Regions from separate parts of the Homo sapiens genome. Here all the other regions are linked to region 3. The links are chromatin contacts, found by Hi-C in ENCODE. All regions are on one chromosome and are shown on one strand. Each heading gives the region's core, a stretch centred on a gene start or an enhancer-like site at or near the end of the contact. The rest is flanking DNA. Distances are from core to core; before and after follow the strand shown.

The links. A loop is a pair of places that touch in the nucleus more often than their neighbours do. Pooled maps may share reads with other maps.
Region 1: a map of IMR-90 shows a loop between it and region 3 (6-fold over the local background). The contact joins two enhancer-like sites. A Hi-C loop is called at or near these places in 2 of 168 maps with a recorded cell type or tissue (IMR-90 and chondrocyte) and 7 of 50 pooled maps.
Region 2: a loop to region 3 is called in a map of naive thymus-derived CD4-positive, alpha-beta T cell, with 32 times the contacts of the local background. The contact joins two enhancer-like sites. A Hi-C loop is called at or near these places in 3 of 168 maps with a recorded cell type or tissue (CD4-positive, alpha-beta T cell, CD8-positive, alpha-beta T cell and naive thymus-derived CD4-positive, alpha-beta T cell), 1 of 37 single-sample maps with no recorded cell type and 9 of 50 pooled maps.

Annotation. Positions count from the first base shown.
Region 1 is chr3:71,309,098-71,313,309 of GRCh38, reverse strand. All of the region lies in intron 4 of FOXP1 (forkhead box P1), which reads left to right. Among named protein-coding and RNA genes, the nearest start is that of FOXP1-AS1, 21 kb to the right of the region's middle. Within about 2 kb of position 2,766, at least 11 of the 41 ENCODE cell types and tissues checked have a DNase peak (open chromatin) inside an H3K27ac peak, as active enhancers do.
Region 2 is chr3:71,678,798-71,683,648 of GRCh38, reverse strand. It overlaps EIF4E3 (eukaryotic translation initiation factor 4E family member 3), which reads left to right. Exons shown (of 7, transcript NM_001134651.2): 7 at 1-4,851. Among named protein-coding and RNA genes, the nearest start is that of EIF4E3, 44 kb to the left of the region's middle. Within about 2 kb of position 2,193, at least 9 of the 41 ENCODE cell types and tissues checked have a DNase peak (open chromatin) inside an H3K27ac peak, as active enhancers do.
Region 3 is chr3:70,061,744-70,066,326 of GRCh38, reverse strand. It overlaps SAMMSON (survival associated mitochondrial melanoma specific oncogenic non-coding RNA), which reads right to left. Exons shown (of 5, transcript NR_190186.1): 4 at 1,009-1,081. Among named protein-coding and RNA genes, the nearest start is that of SAMMSON, 64 kb to the right of the region's middle. Within about 2 kb of position 1,937, at least 3 of the 41 ENCODE cell types and tissues checked have a DNase peak (open chromatin) inside an H3K27ac peak, as active enhancers do.

The DNA of each region.
Region 1 (4,212 bases), core at 1,517-4,016, 1.2 Mb before region 3:
AGGCGGACGGATCATGAGGTCAGGAGATCGAGACCATCCTGGCTAACACAGTGAAACCCCGTCTCTACTAAAAATACCAAAAATTAGCTGGGCGTGGTGGCGGGCGCCTGTATTCCTAGCTACTCGGGAGGCTGAGGCAGGAGAATGGCATGAATCCGGGAGGCGGAGCTTGCAGTGAGCCGAGATTGCGCCACTGCACTCCAGTGTGGGTGGCACAGCGAGACTCCATCTCAAAAAAAAAAAAAAAAAAAAGAATTAAAGTTTCATTGTGATTGTGCAATTGTACAAAGACATTCCCTTATTTTATTTTATTATTTTTGAGACAGGGTTTCACTCTGTCACCCAGGCTGGAGTGCAGTGGCACGATCTCAGCTCACTGCAACCTCTTCCTGCCTGGTTCAAACAATTCTTCCACCTCAGCCTCCTGAGTACCTGGGACTACAGGCAAGCACCACCATGCCCAGCTAATTTTTTTTTGTATTTTTTGGTAGAGATAAGGTTTCACCGTGTTGGCCAGGCTGGCCTCGAACTCCTGACCTCAAGTGTGATCACCTGCCTTGGCCTCCCAGAGTGCTGGATTTACAGGTATGAGCCACCGTGCCTGGCCTATTCCCCCATTATTAAACAGTGTCTCACTTTATTGCCCAGGCTATTGTGCGGCAGCACCATGCTAGCTCACTGCAGCCTTGAATTCCTGGGCTCAAGCAATCGTCCTGCCTCACCCTCCTTAATAGCTGGCATTGCAGGTGTGAGCCACTGAGCCTAGCTTATTCTCTCATTTTTAAAGTAATTTCAAATAGCAGAAGCAGGGAAGGAGAGGCATTTTAGGAGTTCATCTTTCTGGTCCACCTTTAATGAAGTAAGCAGCTCCTTCCAAGGGGAGCTTGAAGCCTGAATTCTTCGTAGTGAACACAGTACTCTTTTCAGAAACTTATACTTAGCTTAAAAAAATTATCTATACCTCCACCCTGCTGCCTTATATGATAGAAAAGGAGATGAGTTCAGCAACAGCTTCCTCTAGCACACTTGATTACCTTTCTTTCGCTGAAGTCCAGATGCTGAGCTTGTTGAACTCATCTGCCTTGTTCAGCCGTTCTTGTTTTAGGAGTGTTAACGTTCTTTTTGGGAAAGAAGCAGCATATGCGTACACCCTTGCCAGGCTTCCATTAAGTGTCCCTTCACCTTTAGCAAGCCCTTGGTGGACTCAGGGGAGCTTTATAGTTATTATTAACATAACAGCCTGTAAGTTGGGCTTCTTTCTAGTGAAGGAGCCAAGAGGGAGGGCCCCGCCTGGTTTTAAATTACGTAGGCTTTTCTAAATGTGTTTCTAATGGGAGCTAGAGAGGTGGTGAGCTTTGGGGAAGCCTCGCCTTGGGTCATAGTTGAGTGTAGAAGGGAGCTGGGATCTGCAGATATCAGGGAATTTAGGAAGAGAGGCATGGGAAAGGAAATGGGATGGAAAGGTGCCAGGAAAAGTTGCCTCATCATTTCCCACTTTGGTGGTGGCCAAAAGGTAAGTTTCTACTTTGAGATCACTCTCAGGCCCTGTGGGCACAGAGCTGCCAAGTTTCTCAGTTTAAGGACTAATAAAGTTGGGATGTGGGTAATTCTGGGAGACTGGGTAGTTTGAAGGGAAGGATTGTTGGAGGTCTTTCCAGCTATACTGACAATGTACATGGGTTCATTCTTGAGATGAGCGTGTCCATAATAAAATCTAGCTGTAGAGCCATTCAAGGACTTCTCTGTGTGCACGAGCATGCTAGCCATTTTACGTACAACAGTAGGAACAGAGTAGCTGGAGTAAGATACAGGAATGTTTTTGTTCCACTCATACACTGATTAGTGTTATTCACTCATTCTGTATTTACTGAACACCTACCCTGCGTAGCCACTGCTCTGTACTGGGATACAGCAAGCAAGAGGCCTGCACACTGGCTCATGCCTGTAATCCCAGCACTTTGGGAGGCAAAGGCAGGATGATCACTTGAACCCAGGAATTCGACACCAGCCTGGGCAACATAGTGAGACCTTGTCCCTACAAAAAATTGAAAAAACTAGTGAGGCATGGTGGCACGTGCCTCTAGACCCAGCTACTCAGGAGGCTGAGGTGGGAGAACCGCTTGAGTCTAGTAGTTAGTTCCAGGCTGCAGTGAGTCATGATCGTGCCACTGCACTGCACTCCAGCTTGGGCAACAGAGTGAGACCATGTCTCAAAAACAAAAAACAAACAAACAAAAAAAAGTGGGAGGGGGATGCAAATCAGATAAAATCCCTGCCTTCATGGAGTATATGTTCTGATATTTTTGTCATAAACTGAAATTAATACGACTTATCTGTTGCCTAAACTTTTTGCCCAGAACAACCAAACAGAATCAGTTCAGCTGCAGTGGGAACCGCCAAGAGCCAGATGTGGCCATGAGAGGAATATCTTTGAGAGCCTGTCATCTGGCTCCAGCTGTGTTAACCTAGGCCTGGTAGGCAGCCATGAGTTGTGTCTGCCAACTGGTGGCCAGACACTAGTGCAGGCTTAAACAATTAGCAGAATTCCTCATCCGGTGGCTGGATTCACTGTGTGTGTCCTACAGACGATCGCTGCTGTCCAAACCAGGGGACTCTGGGCAGAAACGCCCAGAAGAGAACCAAAAGTTAGCCCCTTGAGAAACCAGTCAAAGTCTCATCCCGGAACATGGAGAGGGAGGCAGGAATCGGGGAAGACCAGCAACAGTGAGAAAACAGAAGTAAACCAGACGTGGCCCTCTGCCTGGCAGACCTTAATTCTGACTGAGAACTCTTGCCTGATAGAGAACGTCTGCCTCCAGCATGCCCCTGCAGAAAAGCAAAGAGTAGAGTTTGCCTGTGAAGAAATTTTTTTTCAGTTATTTTTTACATTGTTGCCCTTTGGTGAGAATCATTTATGATGCTTTATTGGTTTTACCCAAACTGAGATTTCCATGAAAAGTATTCATTCCCACCTTTTGGAAGCAATTAGATCCCCACAAACAGGCTATAACTTTCAAATGTCTGTTATATCTGCCTTCAAAAATAAGTATATAAGTAAATAAAATGCTTCAGCCTGCCTGCATGTGGAAGATTTTTTATAAACTGTAGAGTTGCTGGTTTCATGTACCAGGCAAGTCCTGCTAGCACACGGGAAAATAATAGATTCTGATCATCCATTGTCCAGCATGTTTCTAATACCACAGTAGTTGCTCAGTAAATGTTTGTAGACTGAGCTGAATAAGGAAAAATTCCAGTGAATGTGCTGACTTGCAAGAATGGTAATTAAAAATTAGTGCAGTCATTTCAAATCATAAGTTGGGGAAACAACCCACCATTTAGTGCCCCCCAAAAGTAAAAGTTCTAATTGGAATAAGCTTAGGATTTTTTTTTATGTCCACATCTAAAGTCTGATGATAACAGAAAGCACAAGATGGCAGAGATTAAGGTTTTCAGGGAGACTTCTCTTGAGGCTGAACAGATATGTCCATGTGAGAACATTTTTATCATGGTGAGGTTCTTGGTGGTCTTTCAAAGAAGTCCCACTCTGAACAGATAACGACAACAAAATCATTGAAGTGGGGAAAATTCAAAAGATGCTAGTTTGTGTGTCAAAATCAACTTTTGCATTCTAACTGCATTGTGTAAATTTGCTGTGCAGGAAACATAAGTGAAGCCATTTGGTTTTGTGGCATTGGTGTGGGTTGGCTCAGGGGGTGGGGATAAGGTTGAGGCATTGATATAGTAAGAGGAGAGCCAGATGGTTGTATTACACATCTTTTGTGTTCTTGTTTGCTTCTTAAAGCAGTTGCAGAATTTTGCCCTTGGCGATATTTTCTTCGTGCCTGTGTGTTCTGCTATGAATTTACTTTTGTCAGAGTACTTTGAAAGAAAAGCCTTGCTCAGAAAAAAAAAAAAAATTACGTTATAAACTTGTGAAGTCAACAGTGTGTTCATAAAAATATTTTTTAAATGTTAAGTATGTTAGTAAATAGTTGAGAGAATCAGCTTTTCTTTTTTCTTAGCGCAGTGATTTCGACCATATTTTATATTAATTCAGGGAAAGAATTTTTGCAAAATTATGAATGTGCAATTGGTGATGGATGGATGGATCGAGATGGATAGATGAGGAGACAGACACATGGAACAGATACATTGTTATTCCAGTAAGGATGAGGCCTATCTGATTAGAGATTTAACTTTTTCCATTACTTA
Region 2 (4,851 bases), core at 944-3,443, 1.6 Mb before region 3:
AGTTAAATCTCATTTCCAGGATGCATGTGAACATTTACAAAGTTGAACTTTGAGTGCATTCTGCTCATATGAATTATTGGGATTGTTGATATATATTGTATTATGCTACCAAAGAAATATTGGTTTTATTAGAAGGAAATGGTCATCCTCTGGACCATGGAGACTAGCTCAGAATACGCTGATTTCCCTCTCCTGACTTTGCCAAGCCTTTGGCTGCTTTTGCCTGATAAAGGGCAGGGCCATCTGAAGACACTTCCCCCAGTCGGCTTTGGAGTCACGGGAGCTAGTGCCTGCTCACACATTTTTCAAAAGGGCAGTGCACTCAGAACTTCACTGTACCTGGGATTTTTAATTCCTCTTGCAGTGTTGACCAGCAGAGAGACTTGAGGCTACTTTAAGCCTCCACTATGTGTTTGTAGATAAAATTCTCCATTCAAACATTTTAAAGGACTTTGAACATTATCTGCTTATGGAAGTTGTGCCCTTCACTTGGTTAGTAACCACCTCAGCCATAATACTTACCATCATAGGTTTCTTAAAATGCTTTTTTTTTTTCCCTAAACTTGAGTTTCCTTAGTGATTTCAAAATGAAGTATAAGAATATCAGATCCAGTTAGCAAAAGCCTAGGACTTGTTTCTCCAAACATTGTACTAACATTCAACTTGTTTTAAAATTATGACTCAAGAATTTTAAAAAATTATTCTGGACATGAATTAAAACTTTTTTATAATATAAGTATTTTTCTGATTGAAAAAAGGATATAATTGACTTCACTCTAATTGTCATGTATATTTCCATAAGTAAATGGATTTTGAAGTATTTTTATTTTTTGAACTTTATTTAAAGCATTTGTGATGACATGTTCAACTTTTGCATGTATGTAGCCTTTGAAGTAAAAATAAATAGGAATGTTAGGCTCACGTTAATATTTCTAGTTTCTGTTTATGATCATGGAACATGACTAGCACACAAAGTAGATTTTTGCCCCAGTGAACTTCTGCAACTGTTTCTGACCCTTTAGAAAATACCAACTGTGAGAAGGATTTAATTTGCCTAATGTTAAAAACCTATCATCTAAATTACTTTCAGAGAGGATTTTGTCAGATTTTGGTTTGGAAATTGTTTTAATTGAATATTTAATCATAATAGACTTTGTATGAACTAAGCTGATTTAATCAGTTTAAAAACCTCTCATTACCTTCTTAGATTAAAGAAGCTAATACTGTTTTGAGATAGAAGGAAATATTTTGTGGGGCATGTGACTTTTGTGTTAAGGCAGTTTACCCATCTTGGCTGATGTGGGGAAAGTGCAAACTTCCAGTAGAATCCCGGTCTTTTCATCCAAGTGCTTGCAGGGGCAGCCTTGTAGTCTGCAAAGAACCATGCAGAAACCAAAGAGCTTGCTTTTTTGTCTTTGTAATTCCTTAGGGTCTGTGATATATGCCAGGAAATCTGATTGAAACTAATATGCTTTTTATTCTCCCATTATTCCCTAAATTGTTATATCACAGGCACTTGCCTACATTGGGAAAGTAAGGACAAATAATACCCATTTAAAGTAACTTGCCTATATTTTGACTGTCTTTCGTAAGCACTTGCTGAACTGCTGACTTAACTCAGTTTTAAGATTTCCTCTTTCCCCCCAACTTTTCCACATTTCTTAAATGAGGGTGTAATTTACTGCAAACATGTACATTTAATATAATATTGCTGTTAGATTCGTGGTACACTTTATGAAGCAAAAACATGAAAAGGAAACCACAACTCTAATAAACTTTAAATTAAAGATTAAGATGACTCTTTCTCACCCCTCTTCTTGAGTTTAGCCCATGTCTACACCATGCACACAGTCACAAGACTTTATAGCTTAGAAACTTTAGGTATAATTGGGTCCTATAGACATAATATACAATCCACCAACTGAGCCTTGGCCGAACTTGTCCCTTGTTAAAGACGTAGGGCTAGCCAGCCACAGAGCTGGGTATTGAAGTCGGCAAGTTGTATCCCGGTGCAGGCGTCCTTAAATGGAGAGTACTCAGAATCTGCCAGCCTTAACCTGCCCACTAGCCACCCTAATCAAGCATTAAATATCTGATCCAATCTGGCCACTGGTGTAACTCCGTAATCAGACATCCTGTTTGTAAACAGCTCCTCCTTCTCTCCCTCTCCCTCTCAGAGACAGAAGTGGTGCTGGGGTTTGGAGTTTGAAAATAACCTTCCTATGACAGGAAGTGGGCTTTTGCTATTAGTTGCCCAACTCTTAGAGGATCCCAGCTTGTGTCTTTAGACAAAACTGACAGCCTTTGGAACGATCGCATGGTGGCGCTGCCTTCCAGCCAACAGTTCTGGCTCAGCAGCAGAATTTATCCAGCTATGTTTGTAGAATTTTTTTAAGATCCTACTGCATTTTGCTCTTAAGCTTTTATAAAAATTTGACGAGAAAATGTAAAAATGATACTTGGCAATAAGACATTTAGTTTTCATGCACCTAATAAAAATGTGTCAAAGCTAGATCGCTCCAGATGTGCTTAAAATATCTCAAATCCTAGGCTCTCATTGGCCTTATAAGTGATTGGGAAGAAAAAGAATAAAATAAACTCACATATAGGAGATATGGAAAATATTTCATCAAATATTATGCCCAAAGAGAGAAAATTAGGAGTTGATTTTTTTTAGCACTCTGAATATGGAACTTCCTTTTAAAAATGTAATTCTACCCTTCACCTTTCCTACATTGTATGTTTCTGTGAGATTTTACTCATTACAAGTGAAAGTAGAGGACTGCCTGTGAATTGTTCACTTCTGAAAAGAATATATTGAGATCAGTTAAAATTACTCAAGAGTTTGGTGACTCAGGATTGTAAAAAGCCTGGATCTCAACAGCTGGGAGGAGTCAGAGGGTGAAGTGGGAAAAAATAGGGACTGAGAGGCAACGAAAAGTCCCTTTGAACCTGTGGTCATTTATAGCAATTAGAGTGGGTTGCCCCTCTACTTCTCCCAAGAAGAAATCCCAAATAGATTCCTTTCATGTCAGATTATACTGTTCTGATTTTATTTTCTATTATTTTTACATATACATCCAAATCTAAGAATACTTATTCAGATTGGCCCACTCAGGCCAAAAGTCACTGTCTTGTGTTCTAGAAATTCTTTCATGTTGCTGACATAAATCCATTTTTAAAAGAACATTCAGGGACTCTTAGAATTTTAGAGTGGAAGGGACCTTTGAGATCATCTACCAGTGCTTCTCACCCCTTAGCATGCAGCAAAATCACTCAGATACTTACTTATTATTCACATTTCTTGACCCCAGCACTAGAAATCTGGGAGGATATCTGCATTTTTAACAAGTGCCCTAGTGATTCTAATGCTGATGGTGCTCAGATCGCTCTTGGAGAACCCCTGATTTTATCCAACTCCCACATATGACAAATGAGGAAAGCCTCCCAACCCTAAGCTCTGTCAGGTGACCTGATTCCAATGTATGATACCAACAATCTTATGAAGGCTGGAGAAAACCATTAATACTGAGACTTGAGTAGATGATGCTCGTGAATAAGAACTTTATGGCTGGGACCACAGCAGTCATGGGAGCCCATCCCTGGAAGTCCATAATATAAAGCCTTTAATACAGAGTGGTGGTTTTTCTCTTTTCTAAATACCATTTCAGTCTGTTAAGAGAAAAGAAATTAGTGTTCAGAAAAGTAGTTACTCCATATGTGCAGTAACTACTTTTCTATAATGTCTTATGGCATCTGGGGTTCAGCATCATTGAACAAGATTAAATGAACGTTATAGAGCTATAAAATTGCATGTAAAATAACACAAAACTGTTCAAATGACTATCAAAGTAGCCTGGGAATGAATTTCCACTAAAATTAATTGTCACTTTCAAAACGTAGCTTAGCAAAGCTGTTACTAAACTGGAGAGATCCTTTAATACATAGAAATGTCAAAAAAATCAAATAAGTATTCCCTAAACGATGTGAGTGATAAGCAAAAGTCATTGCAAAGTCAGTATTTTTTTGTTCATCATTGCTACTGAAATTCAGAGTTCCATTGTATATGTGTGTCTTGAGTGTACCTTATTAGAATATCCAATACAATAGCTTTTGGATATTCTATGCTTTTGTGTCCTTCAGAAATCATGAGATTGAAGGAATCTGTGTTAAATGTTTTTGTTTTGGTTGCTGCCTGAAAAAAGTTACCAACTCATTTAGTGAAATGCAAGATTTCTTTATGAAAATTTCAATTTCTAATATCGAAGTCAGATAATTTTTCTTGAACTTTTATTTTGGAACAGATGTTTATTTCGGATCTATTAAAGTGTCAACTTTGCATTATAGAACTGAACATGAAGTAAATTGAGTGTTTCTGAGTTTTCTATAGAAAATTTATGCTACCTCTCATCTTTTCACATACAAATAAGCAACTTTTAATGAAGGCTTAGGGTGAAAATTTTAATTTTAGCACTTTACATTACATGATGAATGGTGAATATTAAAGGACTTTGAACATTTTAATAAACTTACAGTGTTTCTGTTTTCAAATAGAGGTATTGATGCTGTGGATATACATTAAATTCTCCCCAAAGTTCTCAGACTTTAATCAGATAATGTGGCTTACAACCATTGTTTTTGTTTTTAAGTTTTAACACTGTCTTTTCAGTATTCATTTAAAACAAGTCACCATGACTTTGAATATATTCTCATGGAGAATTTATTTCAATGATTATATAAAAGAATTTCAAAATTTAAACTAGTGAGCATACTTTAGCTTGAGACAGCTAACATTATTTGTCCCAAATTTAAAATCTTACATTGAAAGTTATTAATTCTTTAGAATAGTCT
Region 3 (4,583 bases), core at 688-3,187:
TGAAGAAACATTTGAAGTTACAATGTAATAAACTGAACAGAATGTCATAAGAATGTCAAACTGGGCACTGTAAAAATAAATGTTATTCCCAAGGAAAATAAAAAGTCTGCATATTTATGTAACATTCAGCAGATGGACGTGATATTAATATAGGGTTTTCAGTTGTACTTTTATAGCTACTAGATTTTCTTGCCTAACTTGGCAACCCGAGGCACCATTTGAGTTTTGGATTTGGACAATACTGCAACAGATGTCCAGACCAATAAAATAAATTCCTTAAGGGCTATGCTTAATTTGTGTAATTGATCAATTTTGGTTACATAGGCCTCAGCTCACCAGCATGTAACTGCCTTCCACAAAAGCTTTGCAGTTGGGATTTCGTTCCATATGTTACAAGAGTTTATGGACTCTCTTTGATAATGCTGCAGATAGAAATGGGCCTGCGGTGACACCTGTTGGCAACCAGCGGTGAAAAATAACAAGGGATGGAGTGGGCAGTTCTGGGGCAGGGTTTCTGCACCTTGGCGCTATTAACATTTGGGGCCAATTTTTTATTGTGTGTGTGTTGTGGGGGTGGCTGTGCTGTGCATTGTAGGAGGTTTAGCAGGATCCCTGGCTTCTACCCACGAGATGCAAATAGCATCCTCCCCCAGATGTGACAACCAAAAATGTCTCTAGACGGTACCATATGTCCCACAGAGGACAACAGCCCCCCAGGGAGAACTCTTGCAGTAGAGTGGATACTTCTGAAAGAGGCACACATTGGAATGGCTTCAGATTTCTCACATTTTTTTTTCTAAAAAAAACAAAACACAAAGCACTTTTCTTTCTTTCTTGCCTTGAAGTCTCTCAATCTAATAATAGTTTTATGGACAACTCATGAAAACTTTGGCCCAACAGACTGTATCTGTAATAGGTGTGCTAGAGCCCCATCCTCGTCACTGCACGCAGGCGGGTGGTAATTAAGACATGGATTTCGAAGCCAAACTCTAAATGTTCATCACTCACCTATTAAAATTGCCAGAGTTGCTATGTTAATTATCTCCCCGTATCCTTGATTTAGCATAATACGGCCTGCAGCCTGTGACAGAAATTAAAGGAAAGACCAGTGACCTCTTTTGTGATTGTGCTAATAACTACATGATAATAAATTAGTTTTCAATTTTCAGAAGACTTTACATAGCAAAAAAAATAAAAAAATGGAACAAGTGTATGATACACAAACTTGATAAAAGATGGCTGATCAGCACCAACTTTGAGTCTTCTTCTTTAAATTAGTTTCCAACCAATGTAAACAGCACATCTGAAATCAAACTGCAGTATTATTTTTCTGGCTCAGTACATTACATTGCATTAAAGATAATAATAATGAGAAGATTATGTCAGTCTGCATTTTACGTTGGATATTTTAGCAATCAAATCCTATTTATATAACTTTTTCAGGGGTAGAGAAAACTTTGACATACACACTGTACACACGCCATGCATACACACACCACACACAAAAGATTTTTCCAGTAAGACATATTGACTTGAAGAATTCCTACTAATATCAGAATAAAAACATGAGAAGTAAAATGACTCATCCAATAGCAAAGACGCGCCATGACTTCTTGGCATGTTTTGTGCCTTCCTTACATCTGCTCCTGCCTCTAACAGCTTTCTTCCCTTGGCTGGCAAAACCCAAATAAGAATGTACAGGAAGCATGGCCCCACTCTGATGTACAATAATATTTAGCTAATTAGAAGAGTCCTCCAGCTCATTATGCTAGGCAGTAGGAAGGAAGAAACTACATGAAAGCATGACACTTGCTAAGCCCTAGGATGGTGTCAAAGCTGAACTGGCATCACTTTCTCCCATTTCTTTATAGACTTGGTCGGATTGCAATATTATTCCTTGAAAATCAGTTTTGACTTTGAGAGAGAAGGATCCCTTGAACACTGCACCATCTTCTGGCCAAACGCTTAACTACAAGTGCTTAATTAAAGTGTAAAGTCCCAGATTTCTGAGAATGACTGCCAAATTAGTACGTACTTGGTATATTTCATTATTCCTATTTTAAGACAGCACAATAGACAGAAACACAGGGCATTTTCCTTCTGATTAAATGACAAGGCACTGGAACTCTGTTTTAATACAGCTTTGTGCTTCATTCACAGTCTCAAATAATTTTTTATCCCACAGATATTTGTGGAAAGCCATGTATAGATCTGGCACTTAGAACTGGACCCACAGAAGGGTAAGACATGGTTCCAGCCCTCTGAGAGCTTACAACCTAGTCATATAATCATGAAATGTAAAGTGGATGTATTCTGAATAGCCCAGACAAGAAGTGCAATAGGAATTAGGAGGTGAGATCTGAGGACTGACCTTGTAGGAAAAGATTTACTGTAGACAGTGGCCCTTAAATTATGATGAAGAATGATGATGCTGATGCTAATGATACTTAAGATATGCCAGGCACTGTGCTAAGCCCTTTACAAATATTGCCTTCATTAAACAGCTGAATTTTGCTGATGGGTAACCCAGCAAGGGAGTGTAAAAGGTTAAGACTCAAGCTCCAGTTACCTGGACACCATAACTCATGCTCTGAACCACTCTCCTGTACTGTCTCCTGTGATAAGGATTTGATTCACAGAAAGGAGTTTCTGGGGGAAGGAAACAAAGTCAGCAAAGATGGAGACAGGGATATGCAGTGGCAGCTCTAGAATTTCTCTGTAGGAGGGACTTCAGATGAAAATCTGTTTGCGGGGGAAGGGCTGCTCAAAGATGTAATTCTTTGCAGCTATGTTTGCAGAGGAGGCACACGGATCCTACCTAAAAGAAGAGAAGCTGATGGGGATCTCAAGAAGGGCTAGCCTCCCAGAACACCTAGGGCTGCTGCCACTGGGAATATGTGCTGCATCTTCAAGCAAGAGCAAGGAATCCAATGGGGTTGGAGAGCTAAGCGGTTCAGAAGGCATCACAGGAAATGGGATTTGAAAAGCAGGCTGGAAAAAGACCAAAATATTCACAAAGTTGCAGGTGGGTCTAAAGATATATTTGGTGTAGAATAATGAACCTATTCAAATATTATACAAAAGTTAATCTGTTCTCAATGTGCAGGGTTGAGGGAAAAGGTACGAAGCAGTGAGATAAAAGGCTCTAGCATTAATCAAGATATTTGTCAAGAGAAAGAAAAGAAAGGGACCAATGTGAGAAGCATTTCAAGGAAAGTCAATGCGGCGGGGGTGGGGGGGGCTGGTGACAGAAGGAAGAGGGTCCCTGCAGACAAAGCAGGAGACAAAGAACTTCCCAAGTGCTTCAGTTTTGTAGTGAAGGGCAGAAGGGACACCAGGTGATGAAGTCAACATTTTCAAAAATAAAGGAAGATGTAAATTTTTGGAATACTGTATTTCTGAAGATATGGGCAACCCAAAATAGAATGTCCAATATGCAACTGATGCCAATACTAACTGCTCACTTTGGACTGAGCTCACGGCTGCAGGTACAGATGTGGAAGTCATTTACACCAAACTCAGAGATGAACACATGAGGACGACTGACTTTCAGAGGAGGCAAGAAATGGCAGAGCGAAACAGCCAGCCAGGCCTGAACGTTTTGGGACATTCCCCTTTGGAAAGGAGTGATGTGAGAAGCCAGAGAATGGGCAGAGAGGAGACATTAGAGGGAGGATAAAAGTCACAATGACAGAAGAGCAGTGCAATATCAAAGAGATTATGGTTATTGGTGACTGCTACAGAAAGATCATGAAGAGCATCTCAAAATGTTTGTGTCTGACAAATATGTACTGAGCATCCACTATGTGCCTGCTACTGTTCTGGGGCCTGAGGATAGAACAGTGAGCAAACCAGAGTCTGTCCTCAATGAGCTTACATTTTAAGGAGGAGAGGATAGAAAATGAGCAAATTAATATGTTAAATCAAACCACAAGAAATTGCCAGTATTTGTCCGGTTTTGACCTACAAAATGTGCATTCTCATGTGGTTCTACTTAATATAATGTCAGGTGGTGGCAGATGTTGTGAAGAAAATAAAACAGGGCAAGGAGAAAGAGCATGCCATGGGGAGAGGGGCCTTCTTAGACAGTGGGGTCAGGAGAGGCCTCCTTAACATGCCGATATTATTATTTGTATGGGCATGAATGAAGTGGGGAAACGGGCCATGCGGGTGTCTCAGCACCATGGGCAGAGGAAACAGTGGCACACAGACTATGGGGTTGCAATGTGCTTAGAGAGAAGAAAAAACCAACGCACTTGGCTGCTGGATGATCACTGTGGAGGGTTTGCCTGTAGAATGGTGAAGACTAAGGCCAGGGATCAAAAATACTGCAGAGAACGAATGGGAGTCTGGGGGTTCCAAAGACATAAGTGTAAGCAGCTGGTTTGTTTACACATAGAATCATTTATTCATTCAACAAAATGAATGAGTCAAAGGAAAAAAGAACTTGGGAGATGGCAGAATCAAGTGAAGCTGTTGCAAGTGACAAGAGACCTGTGCATATCTACAGCAAAAGAAAACCCTGAGAGGGTAACCAGAGATGCTGAAGGCATAAGGCACACTTGAGGAGACACAAGGGGAAT